3 separate regions of the Mus musculus genome follow, and all the other regions are linked to region 1. The links are chromatin loops, found by intact Hi-C in ENCODE. Cell type or tissue: left cerebral cortex. All regions are shown on one strand.

Evidence for each region. Hi-C counts contacts between places; a loop is a spot of excess contacts. Peaks named below come from ENCODE experiments on the same cell type or tissue, not always from the same donor. Only the 100,000 strongest peaks of a DNase experiment are listed, where the experiment ranks them.
Region 2: it touches region 1 in a loop (2.1-fold over the local background); 2 of 42 quality-filtered maps call a loop at or near these places.
Region 3: a loop joins it to region 1, with 6 times the contacts of the local background. A loop is called at or near these places in 3 of 42 quality-filtered maps.

What each region holds. Positions count from the first base shown.
Region 1 is chr14:93,712,717-93,715,216 of GRCm38, reverse strand. All of the region lies in intron 2 of Pcdh9 (protocadherin 9), which reads left to right. Among named protein-coding and RNA genes, the nearest start is that of Pcdh9, 180 kb to the left of the region's middle. In left cerebral cortex, a CTCF peak has its summit at 1,556; a DNase peak (open chromatin) is centred at 1,421; H3K4me3 peaks cover 198 bases; H3K27ac peaks cover 1,951 bases.
Region 2 is chr14:93,538,431-93,540,930 of GRCm38, reverse strand. The region is part of intron 3 of Pcdh9 (protocadherin 9); the gene reads left to right. Among named protein-coding and RNA genes, the nearest start is that of Pcdh9, 350 kb to the left of the region's middle. In left cerebral cortex, no CTCF peak of the experiment used is centred here; a DNase peak (open chromatin) is centred at 1,162; H3K27ac peaks cover 481 bases.
Region 3 is chr14:93,816,357-93,818,856 of GRCm38, reverse strand. All of the region lies in intron 2 of Pcdh9 (protocadherin 9), which reads left to right. Among named protein-coding and RNA genes, the nearest start is that of Pcdh9, 73 kb to the left of the region's middle. In left cerebral cortex, no CTCF peak of the experiment used is centred here; DNase peaks (open chromatin) are centred at 1,153, 1,231 and 2,185; H3K27ac peaks cover 842 bases.

The DNA.
Region 1 (2,500 bases):
TCCTAAAATAAAGGTATCATTGAAAAAGGGACGCCTGAGCTCATGGCCTTCTCTTATACAAGTGAAGAGACAACTAATTTTGCTTCTTGAGATAGCTCTATTGTTTTCTAAACAGGGGAACCAGAATGCTTTCCCATATGAGGTATAATGCATGTGTTGTTTAGAATTTTTTGTTGGTGGTAGGTTTGGGGGTTTTTCTTTTTGTTTGTTTCTTTCTTTGTTTGTTTTTGTTTTAATTTCATGAAAGCTAGGGATATCTGGGAAGTGGGAACCTTGGAACCTCACATGAAAGAATGTCCCTATCAGATTGGCCTATAGGCATGTCTTTGGGACATTTATTTTGTTTTGATTGATTTATTGGCTATTGTTGTCTGTGAGTGTGTCCAATCTAGTGTGGGCAGTGTTACTCTGCAAGCCGTTGGGAGCTTTCCAGTAACCCATGTTCCTAAGTGGCCTTACTTCATTTGAATACTCTAGTCCCTAGCATGTCTTTTCTCAGTAATGAACTATTACACTATGAGATAAAATAAATCCCGTTTCCACAATTTGTTTTTGGTCACTGTAGTTTGGCAAAGCAATGGAAAGCAAAAAAAGACATTTTAGAAGCTGGTCTCTTCATTTTCTCTCATTTAAACATTACTCTTTTTAGTCACTTTGTTTATCAATCTATACCCATAAAACATTGTCTGCAATTGTATTAATGTCAGGTATAATATTCTGTCCATAACAATGTGCTGGTATCTGTACTAAGATTATTTTTTAATATTCATTCTCATGTCTTAAGCACAAAGAGCAGTATATTTTAGAACACAACTTTCCTTAAACAAATACTGATTAAGTAATGTTGAAGTTCAGTATAGACAATTTTTAATTTCAAACTATCAGATATATCTGGTTACAAAAATACATACATTTAACAAGTAATTTAATATTCCCTGGTGGTTACAAGTTTGACCTCCTAGGGCTCAAAGAACAAGGCAGCACAATAAATATTGAAGTGTTTCCAAATGGCAAAGTCTTCCAGCAGTTTTATTTACAACTCTAACCATGAGGGGTCCCTCTGTTTGCCTGTCAGTATAACAGAACTGATCCTACAGAAAAATTCAGCTCTAGAGAAGGGAATATGAATAACTTCAGTGTGCAGAAACTATGGGAGTCACTGAGTGGGGAATCTCTATAAATAAGCGCAGGTCCTACTCCTAAGGTTCACACAAACCTATGGAGAAAAGGTAGGCTTTCGTGATCTTCCTGTGCAAGCCAAATAGCTTTGGAGTGGCAAGCCTTGCATCCAGCATAGCTCCATTCAGCTCACAAATGCTCAAGCCATCCTTCTATCCCATCCATGGTTATTTTTGTTTTCCCGTGCAGTCTGATTTTTGTTCTTGGCCTCTTTCCTCCAAGGCTGAGAATATACATCTGTGTGGGAGTTGATGCCCTGATTCACTGCACAACTCCACGAAAAACAAACAGAAGGGCCAGGCTGCCTGCTAATCCGTCTCAGCAGCACTGCCTTGCTCCCCTGCCTTCCTGACAGTGTCACTTCAGGCTCTGAGCATATGGGCAAGGGCTTTCTGCACAGCCACTTATGGCCTATATCTGAAATTTACTGTACCTTCTTGCAAAATGCAGCGTTTGTTAACCACACGAGAAATCGATGGATTTACGGATGGAGAAATGTACAGCCAGGCCTGCCACGAAGCCCCTGTTTGCACGCCACACTCTGTTGCTAGGTTTGGAACGAGGAGCTCTGCTGTTAGACTCCACCAGATGAACAAATGTCTGAATCTCTTTGAAATGAATGAGTTATGGAGATCTCTCTTAAAGATCATTCACTTTCATTTCTCATGCATCCTAAGCCGCAGTTTTGAGGTTAAGACCTTGGTATAAAGCATGCACGCAGTGACAGAGGTTGCTTGGCAGGGTTTCTATCAAAACACCCCAAACCTCCTCTTCTTGGGGGAAACAATTACTGAGAGAGAGAGAGAGAGAGAGAGAGAGAGAGAGAGAGAGAGAGAGAGAGAGAGAGAGAGAGAGAGAAGGAAGGAAGGAAGGAAGGAAGGAAGGAAAGAGAGAGAGAAAAAGAAAGAAAGAAAGAAAGAAAGAAAGAAAGAAAGAAAGAAAGAAAGAAAGAAAGAAAGAAAGAAAGAAAGAAAGAAAGAAAGAAAGAAAGAAAGAAAGAAAGAAAGGAAGGAAGGAAGGAAGGAAGGAAGGAAGGAAGGAAGGAAGGAAGGAAGGAAGGAAGGAAGGAAGGAAGGAAGGAAAGAGAGAGAGAGAAAAAGAAAGAAAGAAAGAAAGAAAGAAAGAAAGAAAGAAAGAAAGAAAGAAAGAAAGAAAGAAAGAAGGAAAGAAAGAAGGAAAGAAAGAAAAGTATGGCTCCCAACCCCGCAAATACTTTACGTAGAATGGAAACTGCTAACAGGTTTTTCAGGACTTGTAGGGAAGTAGTCTTAAATTATTAATCCAAGTAGATCCTTAAATTAACCTTCCAGTTTAACATTAG
Region 2 (2,500 bases), 170 kb after region 1:
TCTTTCTTCTCTCTCTTTCTTCTCTCTCTTCTCTCTCTGTCTCTGTCTCTGTCTGTCTCTGTCTCTGTCTCTGTCTCTCTCTCTCTCTCTGTCTCTGTCTCTCTCTGTCTCTCTGTCTCTCTCTGTCTCTCTGTCTCTCTGTCTCTCTGTCTCTCTCTCTCTCTCTCTCTCTCTCTCTCTCACACACACACACACACACCAATTCTATATCAGGCTGTACTCCACAATATCATACCCATAAGAAAAAGATAGAGAAAGGAACACAGTTTAACTTATAGCAACTACTGTTGTGCTCAAGTTTTACAACGGTGTTAGGGAGTGATTGCAACTACTGGAACAGGTGGTATTTGATAAGAACATAAGAGGGGACAAAGATGTATATAAAGTACTTTTCAGGAAGGGAGAGCATACTGAATCAAAATCTGTCAAGAGCTTCAGGAAATAGCAAGATCTGTCTCACTGAATGTATGTAGTATGCAAGTAAGATTAAAGATGAAAAAAATATGAGAAAAAGTTTAATCTTATCTAGACACTGAAGGACACTGAATGTCATGATAAGACATTTGAAAGTCATTCTCTAGATAGTGTGAAGTTGTTAAGTTTGTGGACTGTGAATCATCATACGAAAGAAGAAACTTGGAAGCCTTCAGGAGGTCTACATTATTTATCATCACTTAAAGTAGATTGTACTGAGGTCCTTTTTTAGTGACACTTTTATGATCTATTTATATATGTACATATATGTGTGTATAATATTGTGCTTTAAAAGGACTTATTTCTCATTAGTTTTTGTTATGATCAAACACTAGCTGCCAACATTTTGCAATTAAATGAATGAGTAAATCACCTATAAGTATGTACTTTTGAAGATACTTTGATGACATGCAAAATTAAGCAGATATTTATTAAACATTAGTCTTATTGGGGGGAGGTCATGCATGCAGACATGACATTTGGAGGGCAATTATGTGTGCTGTTAATGTGCAATTAAAGGATAAATGCACTCATTTACAATATAGGCAGAAAAATGTAACTTGCTCATGTTTAAAAATGGAATGGAATCAGAGCCAGATCTTGATGAATGGGAAAATTTGGGAGGGACACTTGGAGGCTGGCATCAGGGTTAGTGCCTTATTTGTTTGGCATTTGAGAGGAAAGGGAAGGAGTCTCAATTACCATTTTTGGAAGAGAAGCATATTAAGGAAATACAAGGCACAATATGACAACCAGCAGTTTCAATTTAGAAAAGAGTAAAATATTTTTAGATTTGTGAAAATGTTAACCAGAGTTTCTCAGCGTAACATGAGGTAAATGCTAGTTTCAGAAATGATTCTATTGCCACCAAGAGAATTTCTGGGAAATCGATGTTTCATGCACACACAAAGCCACTTATTTATTTATTTTTTGGTTTCATTTTAGTGTCTTGGCATTTGTTCACAAATAGGTGATGAAAAATTAGTCATATTTTAGACATTTATAAATTTTCCATTAAGAGTGTATTACATCAGGCACTGACTTAATATTTTATAAATTAAACACTAACTTATGAACAGGGCACAAGTTTTTTGCGTGTGTGTGTGTGTGTGTGTATGAATACTGTATTTATCTAATTCTTTTTTTTTAATTTTATTTTATTTTTATTAGGTATTTTCCTCGTTTAATTTTCAATGCTATCCCAAAAGTCCGCCATACCCACCCCCCCAATCCACTACCCACCTACTCCCACGTTTTGGCCCTGGGGTTCCCCTGTACTGGGGCATATACAGTTTGCAAGTCCAATGGGCCTCTCTTTGCAGTGATGGCCGACTAGGCCATCTTTTGATACATATGCAGCTAGAGTCAAGAGCTCCGGGGTATTGGTTAGTTCATAATGTTGTTCCAACTATAGGGTTGCAGTTCCCTTTAGCTCCTTGGGTAATTTCTCTAGCTCCTCCATTGGGGGCCATGTGACCCATCCAATAGCTGACTGTGATCATCCACTTCTGTGTTTGCTAGGCCCCTGCATAGTCTCACAAGAGACAGCTATATCTGGGTCCTTTCAGCAAATTCTTGCTAGTGTATGCAATGGTGTCAGCATTTGGGAGCTGATTATGGGATGGATCCCTGCATATGGCAATCTCTAGATGGTCCATCCTTTCGTCACAGCTCCAAATTTTGTCTCTGTAACTCCTTCAATGGGTGTTTAGTTCCCATTTCTAAGAAGGGGCAAAGTGTCCACACTTTGGTCTTCATTCTTCTTGAATTTCATGTGTTTAGCAAATTGTATCTTATATCTTGGGTATCCTAAGTTTCTGGGCTAATATCCACTTATCAGTGAGTACATATTGTGCGAGTTCCTTTGTGTTTGGGTTACCTCACTCAGGATGATGCCCTCCAGGTCCATCCATTTGCCTAGGAATTTCATAAGTTCATTTTTTTAATAGCTGAGTAGTATTCCATTGTGTAAATATACCACATTTTCTGTATCCATTCCTCTGTTGAGGGGCATCTGGGTTCTTTC
Region 3 (2,500 bases), 100 kb before region 1:
CAGTGCTCCACAATTTTATAGCAAACACTTCATTGATTGAGTCATCTCTTCAGTTTCTAAAATGGTAAAATTTAAAGTATTATATGGGACCAGGAGATGTCATAGCAGTTAAGGGCTCTGACTACTCTTCCAGAGGACACAAATTCAATCCCCAGCACCTATATGGCAGCCCACAACTGTCTATAACTCGAGGACAACATTATAGAGCCATACAGACAGGTAAAATACACATACACACATATGTACAATATATATAAATTTGTTAAAATGAAATGTATCTTCAATGATAAACCTTTTCTTCAAATCAATCAAGGAATGACATTTTGTGGGTTTTAAAAATTCTATTTTATTGAAGATCAATTCATACTTATTATTAATATATGCAATCAAAGAGCTGATTATAATACACCAAAGAATTATATAATTTTGATTTTTGAATATAATTTAAAAGCTGATAGAACACCTAATATTTTTATGATTTGAAAGTTATTTCTCTCTGTCCTTAAGTTAGAAAATATTAGCATTAAAATATTTCATAAATTGTAACTCTAGCATAAAATGAAATCGTATTATTTTTCAGTAACATTTGTATATAAGTTTAGATTACTAGAACAGTAATTTGATATTAAAATTGCTGCAGTTAATTCATATTAAAAAATTTCTTATCAACTCTTAGCACTGCCAATAACTCTGCCTGTCCAGAATATCAGCAGACATCTTTTGTTGGCAGACATTTTCTCAAAGTCTGAATTCCTGCCTTTGTGAACAATATTGATATAAGTGAAGATTTAGATATATTCTGTAATTTATCAAGGCTATGATGATTTGAATGAATTTGCTACTGTGGCAAAATTTAAGAAATTCTCATAGATTGAGTCTGGAAAAATATGTTGTTCTTAGGTTTAACTTCACTAATAAGGTGAAATCTGAAGTCTAACAGTATCTTGCCTTTTTACTCTGAGAGGTACAAAGAGGCCTTCGGCATGAGTGGGTTTCTGAAAGGAGGAGATTTCATAAATTTTAAGGAAATTGTGTCAGCCGAGGAGTGCTGCCAAGTTGTAATTCATTAGTTCCCTGCTTGGCACAGTTCCAGTTCCTATCAACAGTAAAACACACAGGTTTATTCTCGGGGCATGGAATTTTCTTACCTCCAAAGGCAGCTCGTGCTTTTATTTAATGTAAAATTGACAATTCTTAGAACAAACACAACACACAGAGGTCTTGTAAGGCCTTTCTAAGAAGATAAAATTTGGAGGGATCTGTGAAATAACACTCCAGCTTTGCTTATGTAAGTTATGACATCTATCTTCAGAGATGGAAAAGTATTCCTTACAAACCCTTACCTCCATCCCTGCAACAAAAGAATTATGTCTTGAGGGCCAGAGGAGGAGGAAGTCTGTGTGACAGTGTGTCTCTGAGAAGGGACAGGGAAGTTGCACACATGAGCACTCAACAACATGGCTACCTACACAATAAATGGATTAACACAAGGCTAATAGTCATCCTTAGACAGAAAGGAAGTTGTCACAGGGCCCTGTCCCCAAACAAAGAGCTACAGAGGACCAAAGACTGCCAAGAGCAGGAGATAAAGCGACCCCAAGGAAGATCCTCCTCCACTCAGTTTGTTATCTAGTCCCAAGTGCTCAGCCCTGAAATCATGTACATGTAGATAACATCAAGCAGAATGAACAGGTTGTATTCATATATGTATGCATTTGTGTGCATGTGTGTGTGTGTGTTTAAAAGTAACAAAGAAAAATAGCCCATATTGTTAAGAGAGGAAAATGGATGGAGATGGGGAAAGAGATAGGGTAGGCAAGTAGAGAAATAATGTAATATTATTTTATTTTTAAAATTAAAACAATTTGACAAAAACAAAAATAATATGCAAACCTGGGACCATCTAAGCTTTGTGCCTTAAATATAAGCAAGGAAAAACTATGCAAACAATTTAACATTATACAGATTGAGCAAGTTGTATTTATATATTTAGGAACACTCATACACACAGGCAATGACAATTTAAAAAAAGACACCATGAATTTTAAAAATAGCAGGGAGGTACATGGGAGAACATAAGGGATTGAAAAGAGGGAGGGTTGATGTAATTATAATCTCAAAATATAGAAATATTTTTAAAGTGAATATGTTGAGAATTCCGTGGGAATGTCCCTGAAGCTCCACTCTGGGTATAATTTCCTGAGACTGTACATGGACTTACACACACACAGTTCCTGACCATGAAAATACTGTTTACTTTTGGCTATTCCCAGGCACCCTGTTGATCAAGGCAAAAGATACTCATTTTTCTTCCCTCTGCTTCCACTATTTTTGAACATGGTTTTGCCAGCTTACAGAAGTGGATCTAATGGTTAGTTGCTTTTTGAAATGAGATTGATTCCTATGGAGTCTCCCATCTCTTTCAGTACAGGATATTAGAGTGTAGTAGTTCCCCCTGGGTTCTTTATCAAAGGTACGTTTATCATCATTTACCTCAAGT